2 separate regions of the Homo sapiens genome follow, and region 2 is linked to region 1. Evidence: read pairs that join two places in POLR2A ChIA-PET (ENCODE). Cell type or tissue: HepG2. All regions are shown on one strand. Each heading gives the region's core, and the rest is flanking DNA. Links, peaks and the distances in the headings are about the cores only.

Region 1 (7,610 bases), core at 2,373-6,372:
TGGAGCTGTCTTCTTTCTTGTCCTTCTCCATAACTCTCTTTTTCTTTCTCTAATGCAATAGATAACCAGAGGAGTTTGGCTTATAGTGGTGAAGTGGTCAGGTAGGTGAGAACATCTTCGATTGATTCCTCTTTCATCTTTTCCCACCATTCTAAATAGTGAATATAAGATATTAGAATTAAATAGGTAAAGTCATTTTGAAAGAGTCTGCATAGTTTCCTCTCAAGCCATGTAACATCTGACTATAATATATTATAAAGCACAGTGATGAACACCCCAGAAGGATAATGCTAACATCCTTCAGAAATTAATGGGAAATACTATGAATACTGTGAATAAATAGCCATAAAGGCTGGTTAAATCTTGTTACTTAAAGAACTATTTAAAAAATAATGCTACTTAATATAACCAAAGTGAATCTCATTTTTCTGAAAATCAAATAATTATGCACAGCAAGGGCAAACATCTTGGCTTTTGCTAACTACAGAATTTTTTGACAAAATAGCTTTTTATGTTTTCAGAGTGCTGGTTGTTTTAAAGTTGTTTCCAAGATTGCATGCCCAAAGATCATCATCTTTAATTTCTTTTTTTTTTTTAGTGGTTTCAACTGAAAGATCAGTTTTCAATCTTTCACATTTTAAAAAATGATGTAATGCTTCCTTGATTATTTCAGCAGAACATAGAATAACACAGTTTAGAGTTCTCAGATACTTCCTTTTTAATCTTCTTTAGGAACATATTTCATAACGAGTTCTGGCCTAAAATGTGATCCTGGTTTTCATCAGATTTCAAAAGTTCTATTCTCAGCTAAAATGAGGTAGAAAGTCAAATGACTTTTGGCTTTTTAATTTAGTGTTCGTGGTTTCACACAGTTTTATATGTTTGAGGACAAGATTTCATTTTGAGGAGAAGGGTTTAAAGCCCCAGTAATCCAACACAGCCCTGTGAGTTGCACTGTCTCAAATGGAGGCTATAATATTTTTATGTTTTTTAGAAAGATTGATGAAGACCATGGTTCTTATGGATAAATCCATCAATGTATTTGGGACAAAATTGGTCTTTAAAACATATAAATGTTATTTTGCTCCCTATTTAAAACTCCAAAGATGCCTGTATCACTTGTCTATCACTGCACAACACACCACCACTGTTTTTATGTTTTTAGAACACAAAACTATTTTCTCACAATTCTGTGGGTTGGGCTCAGCTAGGTGGTTGGTCTGCTGGTCTCCCCTGGTCACTCTTGTGACTATAGTCATCTCAAGTTTGACTGAGGTTGGGTGGACTAGACAGCCTCCCAGGGAGCTGATGCTATTTGTTGATCATGGTGCTCTGGTTCTCCTCCAAATGGCACTCATGCCCTAATTGGCTAGACTAATTTTATTTTTTTACATGATGGACTCAGAGCAGCATTGTAAGGAGAGATGAAAGCTGCAGGGCCTCAATGTCACTTCTTCCACATTCTCTTGGTTACAGGCCAGACCTAGTTCAAGGAGAAGAAAAACGGACTTTACCTCTTGACTAGAGGAGCCTCAAAGTCACATTGCAAAGGAGCATCCATACAGAGACACGAAGATTGTTTGGCCATCTTTGCAAACCATCTACCATAGCTCTTCCTCACAGGTAGAACAGAAAACAAAGATTTACTATGGCCTACAAGTCCGCACATCACCTGATGCCTGCCTTCCTTTTCAATCTTGTATTGTTCTACTCATCCTTTTTTTTCACAGGCCTTCTTTCTGTTATTCAAACTTGCCCACCTTGCAGTTCCCTCTGTCTAAAGTGCTCCTTCCTTAAATCTTGGCTCCTTCTCAACATTCAGTTCTCAGTTCAATGTCATTTCCTCAGAATGTTTAAAGTTGCCTCTTCAACTTTCTTAGCTTCTTTTTGTTTTATTACTGTATGTACTTTTATCTATTTTATTTATCACTCTGAAATTACCTTATTATTTATTTACTTATTTATCTTTAAATTTTAATAGGTTTTTGGGGGAACAGTTGGTTTTTGGTTACATGGATGTGTTCTTTAGTGGTGATTTCTGAGATTTTAGTGCACCCATCACCCAAGCAGTGTACACTGTACCCAACGTGTAGTCTTTTATCACTCACCCACCTCCCAACTTTTCCCTTCAGTCCCTAAAGCCCATTGTATCATTCTTTATTATTATTATTGCTGTTATTTGAGATAGAGTCCCACTCTGTGGCCAGGCTGGAGTGCAGTGGCGCGATCTTGGCTCACTGCAACCTCTGCCTCCTGGGTTGAAGTGATTCTCCTGCCTCAGCCTCCCAAGTAGCTGGGACTACAAGCATGCGTCACCATGCCCAGCTAATTTTTGTATTTTTAGTAAAGACGGGGTTTCACCATGTTGGCCAGGATGGTCTCGATCTCTTGAGCTCATGATCCGCCCGCCTGGGCCTCCCAAAGTGCTGTGATTTCAAGCGTGAGCCACTGCGCCTGGCCATTGTATTATTCTTATGCCTTTGCGTCCTCACAGCTTAGCTCCCACTAATAAATGAGAACATTCGATGTTTGGTTTTCCATTCCTGAGTTACTTCGCTTAGAATAATGGTCTCTGATTCCATCCAGGTTGCTGTGAATGCCATTATTTATTTCATTCCCTTTTATGGCTGAGTAGAAATTCCATGGTGTGTGTGTGTGTGTGTGTGTGTGTGTGTGTATCACATTTTCTTTATCTACACATTGATTGATGGGCATTTGAGCTGGTTCCATATTTTTGTGATTGCAAATTTTGCTGCTATAAACCTGCAGTGCAAGTGTCTTTGAAATTGCCTTATTAAAAATATGCTTATTGCTTATTTTCCTACTAGGATATGAGTTCTATGAAAGCTAGGGCTTTGTCTGTTTTGTTTATTTTTTCTATGTGCAGGGACTAAAATAGGCCTATAATAATTGTTCTCAACATTAACTACACTTTGGAACCACTCAGAGGGTGCACCCAGGCTGCACTCCAGAAAACTGGTGGTGCCAAGTGATCTCAAAGTGCAGCTAAGGTTAAGAACCACTGGCCTTGCCTGAAAAACTTTATAGAAGAGATAGAAATAGGACTAAGTCTTAGAGAGAATGTAAGATTTCAACAGGTGGAGGAAAGGCGGCCTTCCTGTCAGGGTGGGCATAGGAGAAACAAAGAGGATAGGAAACGGAAGTTGCACAATGAACAATGCCAAGACAAGCCCTGTAAACTTGATTTAGTGAGCAGTTGCTACCTCGATTATTCTTCCTGAATTTTCCAAGCAAGCTCTGATTTGAAATATTTTATTTCATTTTCCACTTAAACCAACAAAACATCTTTTAACATTTCAGCATCCAAACTTCATTTCTTTTTCTTTTCTTTCTTTCTTTCTTTTTTTTTTTTTTTTTTTTTTTGATAGGATCTTGCTCTGCTGCTTAGGCTGGAGTGCAGTGGCATAATCATGGCTCCTGCAGCCTCCACCTCACAGGGCTCAAGCAGTCCTTCCAGCTCAGCCTCCCAAGTAGCTGGGACTATGGTCACACACCACCACGACTGACTAAATTTTTGTAGAGATGGGGTCTGTCTTCATTGCCTGGGTTCAAGTGATTCTCCCACCTCAGCTTCCCAAACTGCTGGGATTATAGGCATGAGCCACTGGACCTGACCCCCAAACTCCATTTTAAATGCCTGGAGGAAGCCACACTAGATTTTGTTAAATTGATCAATGTTAGTGTTTACCCAGAACAATTTAATTCAAAAGAGTAAGGCCACCCTTTTCTTATAGCCGTGACACTACTGAGCCATCATCAGGGGTTGTGACTTGCTTCTTTCTTCCAAATGTCTCTCAGATCTACCTGTGACTTTCTATCCCCATTACCATGAGCCATTTCCACTTTACTGGATAAATGTACCAGCCTGGCTGAGGTTTCCAGCTCTTTCCTCTTCCTGTCTCCAATCTCCAATCTGTTCTAACAGATCAATTATAAGACACCACTCTCGTCGCTTCTATGCCCTCCTTAAGAACCTAGAGAGGCTTCCTCCAGGCATTTCCCATATTAGGGAATATATTTTCTGAAGAAAAATACAGGAATTATCACCTGATGCATGCAGTTTATTTGGTAGAAAAAACTTTGAAAACTTGGATTTATGTGTAGGAGGTATGGGAGCAAAAAGGGGAGTACCTAGTGGTGAGAAATTTGGGGACAACTACTCTAAACAGCTGCCTAAGAGGATCTTGATTAGAGCAGTTGGTTAATTACTGAGAAATTCCAGGAAAAAAAAAACTGCATTCTAAATAAACGTTTATCAGCACATAACATTTGACTAGTCTGTTCAAAGGTTCCTGTTGCAACTCATTCTGGCAGCACTTGTGTAAAACCAAGGTAGAGCAGTAAGTGACAAAGGTTTTATTTATCTCCTGTTATTATCTGTTGACTTTTAAAGGGCTCAGTAATGAACAGCTGCAGATTAGCTAACCCATGGGAAAGGGTGAAGCAATGTCTTGTGAGGCCCAAGGTTCCCGTCAGCCCCTTTGGAGCCCTCCAAGCCAGTCAAGGTCATGGGCTTATACTGAGAGAGAACACCTCAACGGACCCTTTTATTGTAGAGCTATGTGAATGAGGCTCAAAGAGTGGAAGGAATGTATTCAAAGCCACACCATTAGATAAGAATCTGGCCAACGTAAAATGAAACTACTAATTTGAGAGAGTTCACATTAATTGTGCTCTGATCAAACTAGACACTTTCTGTATATTATATCCTCTCTTCAGTACTGCAGTCTTGTGATATAGGTATTATTTTTCCCATTTTATATTCAAGAGACCTGAGACTCACAGAGGCCAAATATTAATATCTCACCCAACGTCCCAAGTAAATGGCAGAGCTGGGATTCCAATTTAATATCTTTGACTATAAAAACCTTTGATCACATTTTCTGAATTATAGTGTCTCCAAATGGAAGAAATTTCTTTCTGTATAAGCCTCATAGTTCCTGTTCTTTGGAATTTATAAACGATGGTGATGATGATAATAATAATAATAACTTATATTTGCTTGGTGTCTACCAGTAATAGCAGGCATTATCGTAGCTTCTGGGAATACATAAGTGAATAGAAGAAAGAAAAATTCCTGAACATAATATATAAGCAATTTCTGTAGTTTTTTTTTTAAAGGGTGGTAAGTGTGATGAGGAAAATAAATAGGGCAAGATAAAGGGGAATGAAAATATTTGAGCATGTGGCAAGTTCAAAAAGGAGAATCAGGGAAGGCTTCACTAAGAAGGTGATACTGGAGCAAAGACCTGAAGGACGTAAAGATGCAGATATCTGGAGTGAAATCTTTGAGGCAGACAGAAGAGGATGTGCAAAGGCCCGGAGGTGGAAACATGCCCTGTGGATTTGAGGACCTCGAGATGATTGCTGTGACTAGAATGATTACAGTGAAAGGGAGAATGGTGGGACATGAGGTCAGGCAAAATGGGAGCCAGATTGTGTGGGGCCTTGTAAGCTATGGTAAAGATGTTGGCTCTTAATTCTTTGTGAAAGGAGGGAATCCTTTGCAGGGTGTTTGGCAGGGTAGAGACAAGATCTGGCTTCCAAATTAAAAATATTCCGGCCGGGTGCGGTGGCTCATGCCTGTAATCCCAGCACTTTGGGAGGCCGAGGCGGGTGGATCATGAGGTCAGGAGATCGAGACCATCCTGGCTAACAAGGTGAAACCCCGTCTCTACTAAAAATACAAAAAATTAGCCGGGCGCGGTGGCGGGCGCCTGTAGTCCCAGCTACTCGGGAGGCTGAGGCAGGAGAATGGCGTGAACCCGGGAAGTGGAGCTTGCAGTGAGCCGAGATTGTGCCACTGCAGTCCGCAGTCCAGCCTGGGCGACAGAGCGAGACTCCGTCTCAAAAAAAAAAAAAAAAAAAAAAAAAAAAAAAAAATATATATATATATATATATATATATTCCTCTGGCTGCTGTGTTGAGGAAAGTCAAGGGTGAGAAGGACAGTGAGACCACATAGAAATCTACTTCAAATATCTAGATGAGGCTGGGCCTGGTGGCTCATGCCTGTAATCCCAGCACTTTGGGAGGCCGAGGTGGGAGGATCACCTAAGGTCAAGAGTTCAAAACCAGCCTGGCCAACATTGTGAAACCCCATCTCTATTAAAAATACAAAATTATCCAGGTGTGGTGGCATATGCCTGTAGTCCCAGCTACTCGGGAGATTGAGACAAAAGAATCACTTGAACCCGGAGGCAGAGGCTGCAGTGAGCTGAGATCACACCATTGCACTTCAGCCTGGGTGAGACAGCAAGATTCCATCTAAAAAAAAAAAAAGCAAAGGATAGAAAAAAAGAAAAAAAAAGTCTGGATGGGAGATGATGATGGCTTAGATTAGGGTGATAGCAATGCAGGTGGAGTAAAGTGACTGGGTTCTGGGTAAGATTTGCTGTGGGATTTGAGAGAAAGAGAGGAATCAAGGATACCTACAGCTTTCCTGCTGGTTATCTACCTCTCTCCTTGCACTGAATCCTCTAAATAACAATGCCACAGAGGATTTATGTGTTCAAGAGCCTTCACAGTGTGTGTGTGACAGATGGCAAAGCATTTTACAGTAAACTATTTCATCAAAACAATCTTTTCATGTCATAGTGTTGTGAATTCTAAGTAGTAAGAATCAGAATACAGTGCCATTATCTCTCTGCTTGATCCATGATCCGAGTCACTTAACCTCTCTGAACCTCCATTTATTTTTCTGTAAAATGGGGATCGCTCTTCTGCTGCCTCAATTGTGAGGGAATGTGAACTCTATGAGAGTAGTGACTGTTGGAATGTTGCTGTACCCAGGCATTTCCAAATGTGCCCAACACATAGTAGGTTCTCAATAAATAGTTGCTGAGTGACTGAATGAGAAAGACCTTTGGGGAAAATACATAAATCTATGTGAGGTTAATTATTAGTGAACTAAGGTAACTGCTGAGACAAGGAGCTTTTGGGGAGGCCTGAATTAACAGGATAATTACTTTGCTTTGACTCTGCCTGTCATTTCTAGTTGTTCATATAATGGAATAATGAGGACATCCCCTCAGAGTTTCTAGCTCTGGTGCTTATAAGCATTTTCAGAAGCCAACAGCACCTGGACAACTTATATAAGAACAGCTTTGATGAACACCCTTTTTGAAATTAAGAACATCTGCTCCTTTTTTAGTCTCATTAGAGAGTTTCTGTGCACCATGAATCTGTTCGCTAGTGAAGTTGACAATACAAATGTACAAGGTACACAAAGCCAGAGGGAATTTAATTCTAATCTCAAGTCAGGGAATGTGAATCCTGTAACAGTGACTGTATTGGATTACTGCTGTACCACGGCACTTAAAAAGGTGCCTGACACATAGTGGTTCTCAATAAATAGTTGTTGAATGGCTAAATTAATGAGAATGTACTTGAAGACTTTTGGGGAAAATACATAAATCTATGTTAGGTTTATGTATGTTAATACATGAAAACACTTAGAATGCCTGGCTATAGAAAATACTTAAGAAGCACTAGCTATTCTTATTACCTGTAAATTCTCTCCTTCCTTCCTTCTTCCTCCTTTCCTCCCTCTATTCCTTCTTCCCTTTCCTTCCTTCCTTCCTTCCTT
Region 2 (7,610 bases), core at 1,792-5,791, 380 kb before region 1:
CAGTAGAATTCACCATGCAAATTAAGCCCACCTAATCAAATTTCCAAATATAGGAGTCTCTGTAATAGAGGCTGGTAGCCTTAATGTCGCCTGCTTTATGGTCTAAATGACTGCATACATATAATTGCTGGATCTCAGCCATAGAGAGGCAGGAGTATCTGGTTAAAAGAAACAATGGAACAACCATTAGAGGAAAGTTAGGTACTCTTGCATAGTCCCTGTATGTATAAATAAGTCTTTTTGGGGGGCTATAATGAACAATTAGAATATATCTAAAAATAACTAAATATTATTAATAATTAACAATTACTAAATATAAGTAGAAATATTCAGTTATTTTTAGTTATGTTCAGTAACTTTAAAAAGCATGGGTACAGTTAACAATTACTGAATATAACTAAAAGCATCCCTTTTCTCCTAAGGTGTATGTACGTAATATGAATTCTTAAGCCGTATCATAACTTTACCTTTTTCCAAAAACATATGGCTATCACTTCCATCACTTTCTAATAACTGTTCTTCCAATATCATGCTGTCAAGTGAAATGGTATCCAATGACATTTGTGAAGAGCTTCTTTTCATATTCTTATAAGAAACACAGAGAGGAGCCAGGTTGGGTGGGCAACGTTCCTTAGGCTTTCCACTGTTAACAAAATTATTAGAAAATTATTACATATAGAGAAAAGAATTCTATCTAAAAAATACTTCTAAGAGAATTAAAATATGTATATAGCATCCATAGCTGAAATTATATTTAAACGTATAAGCTCAAAGTGTTTTCATATTTTGAAACATCTACTCTTCTACATGTTAACAATGCCATATTTTGTCATGAGCTTTTCTGCCTCAAAACAAAATACACTCATAGGCACACACGCTCCACAAAATAAATTAATTTTTAAAAAGGCCAATAAAATGTTGTTACCTTAAAGATGACTGTGATTTAAGTGTTCTAACTGGGGGGGTCTCTTCTTTACTGATATCCAGGTTTTCAGAGAGTGAAGCTGCTTCTGGAAGCAAATCTTCAGCTTTAAAGATGGACTCTATGGTTTCATTTCCTTTACTAGTTAAAGTACTTGAAAGTATGTTTTGATTACCATCACTATCAAATGAAAGTATATTCGAATCTTCTCTGTAGTTTAAGATACTACTTGAATCTGTATAAAATGAATCCTTTTTGTCACTTGTTTCTGATCCAATTTCTCCTGAGCCACTTTTGTAAACAAGTCCACTACTTTCATCTTCACTTATTTTCCCTAAATGTTTATCTGATAAATAGTCCATAAAAGAAATGCCTTTTTGCAGATTTGTATCACTAGCTGATTTAAAAAGCAAAGGATCCTTTAAAGGGATATGGCTAAGGTCAACACTCATAGATCTGTTGTCTGACATATGATTAACAGTTACACTTCTAATTCTATTTATATCCCTACTAATTTGTTTTCTTTTTGAAGACAAAAAATCCCCATTTTCTGTAGGCAAATAATCAGGTACCACTGGGCTCACACTTTCAGAAACAGGAGACTTAAGAGTATTTGCTTGATCCACTGGATGGAGCAAAAGAGCCAGTTCTGCACTTCTAAGTAAAATTCCAATACAAATGGATGTCTGACTAGCAGGACTGCCAGTTACAGCTTCTACATCTTTCCTTAAGTTCTCTGAAAGCAGGATAAGTGACTCATGCAGGAAAAGTAGAAGCAGATACTGGTAGTGATTAATCTGCATACTGACATGTTTATGAACATGAACTAGGAGATGAATATCTGCCTCTGACGAGGAAGGGGAAAATCTGAAAAATGTATCTGATGAAGAAGGCTTCTGACCACCATTTGTCAAAGGCTCAGACTCTGTACTATAATACTCCTTCAAGAGCTTCTTCCGCTTCAATCGGCCAGCCAGATCACTAGATTCACTTTGTGATGTATTTAGAGATACCTGATTACAAGTCTGCGGCTCTTTTTGTGACTCTGCATATCTTGTTGGTTGACAAATCCAAATGGAAAGAGGGAATGAGTCTACAAAACTTATTGGCCGTCCTTTTCCACTTTTCATCCCTTCATAATCTATCCAAAATTGAGAAAAGTACACAGCCCAAACATCCGTGGCAGCAGAAGTTTTAAGAGTGTTTTTATTCAATTGGGGAGTAATATTTCCTTTATAAATTTCATGCATTTTGGTATCTTGTTCATGAGCATGTCTCTGGAAAATTGGATGTAGAAGATTAAAATTGTCACAAGATTTGGGGAAGCTGGTATATGTTTTACTAAAAAAATCACAATCTTTAAAGTCTTGAAACAAAGCTTCTAGGTCAGAATGTCGACAGTTTGGACAGTGCCTTGTATTTGTGGCAATCATTTCAGAACTCTGAATAGAAATTGCACGTGGCTGATCTTGATGACATTCAGATTTCACTTCAGAAGGAATGACAAACTAGAAGAGAAGAAAAATTAATCTCATCCAACTGGCAAATCCATACATCTTGAAGATAAAAGAACATGACTTAGCTCAGAAATTCTTTTTCTTGACCTTTCCCCCAAAATACTACTTTCCTATTAAGACGTAAAACACTAACTCTTCCCCTCAAATCTTATTAAATTGAGTAAAGGGGACTTACATGACCACTAAGAAGAGAATCTTTTTAAAAAACATAACATGAATTAATAATCAATGTAACATACATATACGCACAAATCATAAAATAAAAAGAACAAAATTAAATCATTACTACTACTTGTTTGTATGATACCTTTAGCATTAAGCCATCAACTCGAACATCAACATGCTCGTCAGATTTTGAATTGTCATTCAACTTGTACACAGCCATGAACTGATTAAGACTCTGTTTTAAATCCAACAGAAATTGATTTAACCATAGAATGCTTCTTTCATCCACAGTAAACTGTAGTGCATTCAGCTGGCTATAGAGGTTGGGAGATGGAACTGTGGAGACAAGATGTTTTTTAAAAATTTTTAATTGGATGGTTCTAAATCTTCCCTGAGAACAAAAAATACATGTTTAGTCAGTTTTATTCTTTCTTAAGATAAAACAAATTTGAGGTATTATTTACAAAATCAAAGTGATACATTGGAATGATAACAAACACATTTAGATAGACAAAAAAAATTTCCCATGCCTAACTGAAAAAATGTTTTAATATTTCAAAATATCTATAACATATAAATATATAAAACACATGAATATTTTGAATATATAAATTAATCTAAAACTAACTGCATAAAACAGGAAGCACTGTTTCAATTTCTTTCCTAAGGTTGTATTTACCAAGAAGCAAACCTCTAAAAACATTACCTTCTTGATGAAGTATCACATCAAAGTGGTCCTCGATCACATATTTCTGTAGACTTTACAACCTGAATCTTAATCTATATCTTCTAAAATGAGAGAGCTAAGTTAACCAATTTCTTATGAAAGTGCTATGCTAGCAGGTTCTCCTTGAAAGGAGGGACCGTGCATAAATTTATTCCCCACTTTTAATCAAGGCCTATAATAGTGCTTGGAGTAATGTAAAAACCAAGTATCTCCTGAATAATAAAATGAATTCACTCTTTCATAGCTCTCCTAAAATAAACTAATATTTACAATTAGAGGGTATATCACTTCCTGAAATATACATATTTTTCTACCATAAAAGACATTTTGTTTTCAGAGCACCTTGAAGATCTTTTATTCTAAAAATTCAGACATATTTATTCCTACAAAAGCTAAAGTTATGCATATCTAGAGCATTTAGACTAAATTTAAGAAAAATAAATCAAAGGTGTGAGATACCAGTGGAGAGGGAACACTGTAACAATGTCCTGAATATGGTTTATTTGCTTATGTTATTTATTTATTCATTCACTTTCCTTTAAGATTCACTGAATGTCAACTACATTGTCTTACCCTAAGCACAAAGAAAACAAAAAAATAGGGCATGGTCCTTTTTCCTTAAAAGTTCGTAGTTTATTACATGAGACATATACAAACAGAGAAAAATTACAATTTAAGTCTATCAGAGACATGCAATTGTGAAGTGGAGGTGCCTGCCTTTTGGGAATAGAAATAAAGTGGGTGCTGCAGAGACTGCATCACACTCTGGAAGGAAAGGAAGTAAAGGGAATATCTCAACGTAGATTGATTGATGATGGTAGTCACAGAGTAGACTAGGGAGCAAATGCTGCCCAAGACTAGAGCACAGAAAGAACCCCGATAGCAGATGTGGGACTGAAAAAGGAACCCAGGACACTAAGCAGTAGAAAGATCTATATGCAGGGCCGGCGCGGTGGCTCACGCCTGTAATCCCAGCACTTTGGGAGGCCGAGGCGGGTGGATCACGAGGTCAGGAGATCGAGACCATCCTGGCTAACACAGTGAAACCCCGTCTCTACTAAAAATGCAAAAAATTAGCCGGGCGTGGTGGCGGGCGCCTGTAGTCCCAGCTACTGGGAAGGCTGAGGCAGGAGAATGGTGTGAACCTGGGAGGTGGAGCTTGCAGTGAGCCGAGATCGCGCCACTGCACTCCAGCCTGGATGACAGAGCGAGACTCCGTCTCAAAAAAAAAAAAAAAAAAAAGAAAGATCTATATGCAGTTTCCAACAGAAGTCTACTTATAAAACAGATTAGTATGTAGTTAATAATACTTAAAAGCAGCTTGTAGAAACTTTGAATATTCTGATATCACGAAGGGAAAGAAGCAGGGTGCAAATTAAATATGTAAAAGAAATACATGCATTAAAAACAAGACTAACAATGCTATACTTATTGCTATGGGTTGAATTGTGTCCCTCCAAAATTCATTTACTGAAATTCTATCCCCCTGTAGCTCAGAATGTATTTGGAGCTAAAGCCTTTAAACAGACAATTACGGTAAAATGAGTTCACTGGGTGGGCCCTAGTCCATTATGACTCATATTCTTATAAGAACCGAACAGGAGGGACATACACACATACACAGAAGGAAGACCATGTGAAAACAAAGGGGAAAGATGACCATCTACAAAGAGAGCAGTCTCAGAAGAAATAATCCTGCTGAAGTCTTCATCTCGGACCTCTAGCCTCAGAACTGTGAGACAATAAATTTCTGTTGTTTAAGCTGCATAGTCTGTGGTATTTGTTATAGCAGCCCTAACAAATGAATATACTTACGTTTGAGCAGATATCTAAAACTGCAAGCGTACAAGCATTGTTTTGGCTTTTTCTTCTTTATTGTTAAAATACAATGTGTACGTTACTTTCACAATGGTAAAACGAAAGTTAAGAGATTATAAAAGTTGGATCATTTAGTTTTGTTCAAAACAGAGATAATGAAGAATGAAAATTAACTCATCTACATGAGGGTGCAACATACTATATTCTCTACTTTTGTTTATTTTTGAAAATTTCTCTAAGAAAACATTAAATTAAAAAACAGTTAAACTTAATCTAGCAATTCCACTACCAGGTATCTACAGGGGTCAAGTTTAAAATGCAAGGAAGGAATTTTGTAACTTTTTTCAGAAAAAAAAGTACAGATTATAGAATGAGATTATAATTCCTTTGGTACATGCTAACAAAGCTTGTATAAATAAGCCTGGATGGCTGGGAGTGTTGTCTCATGTCTGTAATCCCAGCGCTTTGGGAGGCCAAAGTGGGAGGATGGCTTGAGCCCAGGAGTTTGAGACTAGCCCAGGCAACAGAGTGAGATCTTGTATCTACAAAAAATTTAAAATTAGCTGGACATGATGGCTCATGCCTATAATCCTAGCTACTAGCGAGGCTGAGGTGGGAAGGTCACTTGAGTCCAGGAGTTTGAGACGGCAGTGAGCCACGATTGTGCCACAGTACTCCAGCCCAGGCACAGAGTGAGGCTGTCTCAAAAAAAAAGAAAAGAATTTAAAAAAAAAAAACAGCTTAGAAGTCATAAATACTGGAAACTACTCTTAACTCTGAAGAAAAATTACTTGTTCAGGGACAAGGTGGCAGGCGGGAGGCAGGACTAGTTTGCAGCTCCGACTCGGATGGACGTAGCAGTGTGTGGAGGCTCACATAGTGAATTTTTGCTCCAGAATCACTACAGGAATAAATCAGGAAAACTGGGAGGACCCGTAGACCCTCTGAAAGAAGCAGATTGCTCCTGCAGGACCTGAGAGACAACCCAAATACTGTGCTGGTACTCACAGCTGAGCCACAGATGGTTCACATCACAGAACTCTGTGCAGACAACCCCCAGTACCAGCCCAGAGCCTGGTAGACTTGCTGGGTGGCTAGATCCAGAAGAGAGATAACAATCACCACAGCCTGGCTCTCAGAATCCACACCCACAGGAAGAAAGGGAGAATACCGGCCAGGCACAGTGGCTCACGCCTGTAATCCCAGCACTTTGGGAGGTCAAGGTGGGTGGATCACCTGAGGTCGGGAGTTCAAGACCAGCCTGACCAACACAGAGAAACCCTGTCTCTACTAAAAATACAAAGTTAGCCTGGTGTGGTGGCAGGTGCCTGTAATCCCAACTACTCGGGAGGCTGAGGCGGGAGAATCACTTGAGCCCAGGAGACGAAGGTTGCGGTAAGCCTAGATTGTGCCATTGCACTCCAGCCTGGGCAACAAGAGTGAACTCCGTCTCAAAAAAAAAAAAAAAAGGAAAAGAAAAAAAGGGAGAATACCACTCCGAGGGAACATGCCATGGGACAAAAGAATCTGAACAACAGCCTTCAGTACTAGACATTACCTCTGAGAGAGCCTACCCAAATGAGAAAGAACCAGAAAAACAACTCTGGTAATATGACAAGACAAGGTTCTTTAACACCTCCAACAAATCACAACAGCTCACCAGCAATGGACCCAAACCAAGAAGAAATCCCTGATTTACTTGAAAAAGAATTCAGGAGGTTAGTTATTAGGCTAATCAGGGAGGCACCAGAAAAAGGCAAAGCCCAATGTAAGGAAATCCAAAAAATGATACAAGAAGTGAAAGAAGAAATATTCAAGGAAATAGCATAAATAAAAACCAATCAAAACTTCAGGAATAAATAGACACACTCATAGAAATGCGAAATGCTATAGAAAGTCTCAGCAATAGAATTGAACAAGTAGAGGAAACAAATTCAGAGCTCGAAGACAAGGTCTTTGAATTAACCCAATCCGACAAAGACAAAGAAAAAAAGAATAAGAAAACATGAACAAAGCCTCCAAGAAGTCTGGGATTATGTTAAACAACCAAACCTAAGAATAATTGGTGTTCCTAAGGAGGAAGAGAAATCTAAAAGTTTAGAAAACATATTTGGGGGAATAATTGAGGAAAACTTCCCTGACCTTGCTACAGACCTAGACATCCAAACACAAGAAGCACAAAGAACACCTGGGAAATTCATCACAAAAAGATGATTGCCTAGGCTCATTGTCATCAGGTTATCTAAAGTTAAGATGAAGGAAAGACTCTTAAGAGCTGTGAGACAGAAGCACCAGGTAACCTGTAAGGGAAAATCTATCAGATTAATAGCAGGTTTCTCAGCAGAAACCCTAGAAACTAGAAGGGATTCCAGCCCTATCTTCAGCTTCCTCAAACAAAACAATTATCAGCCAAGAATTCTTTATCTAGTGAAACTAAGCTTCACATGTCAAGTAAAGATAC

The links. Peaks named below come from ENCODE experiments on the same cell type or tissue, not always from the same donor. Only the 100,000 strongest peaks of a DNase experiment are listed, where the experiment ranks them.
Region 2: POLR2A ChIA-PET joins it to region 1 with 8 read pairs; 2 of 35 experiments call an interaction of 5 or more read pairs at or near these places.

Annotation. Positions count from the first base shown.
Region 1 is chr12:100,433,161-100,440,770 of GRCh38, forward strand. No RefSeq gene overlaps it. Among named protein-coding and RNA genes, the nearest start is that of NR1H4, 37 kb to the right of the region's middle. In HepG2, for the core only: no CTCF peak of the experiment used is centred there; a DNase peak (open chromatin) is centred at 4,431; H3K4me3 peaks cover 426 bases.
Region 2 is chr12:100,057,104-100,064,713 of GRCh38, forward strand. BLTP3B (bridge-like lipid transfer protein family member 3B) reads right to left here. Exons shown (of 21, transcript NM_015054.2): 13 at 2,747-2,940; 14 at 926-2,430; 15 at 468-643. Among named protein-coding and RNA genes, the nearest start is that of ANKS1B, 76 kb to the left of the region's middle. In HepG2, for the core only: no CTCF peak of the experiment used is centred there; no DNase peak of the experiment used is centred there.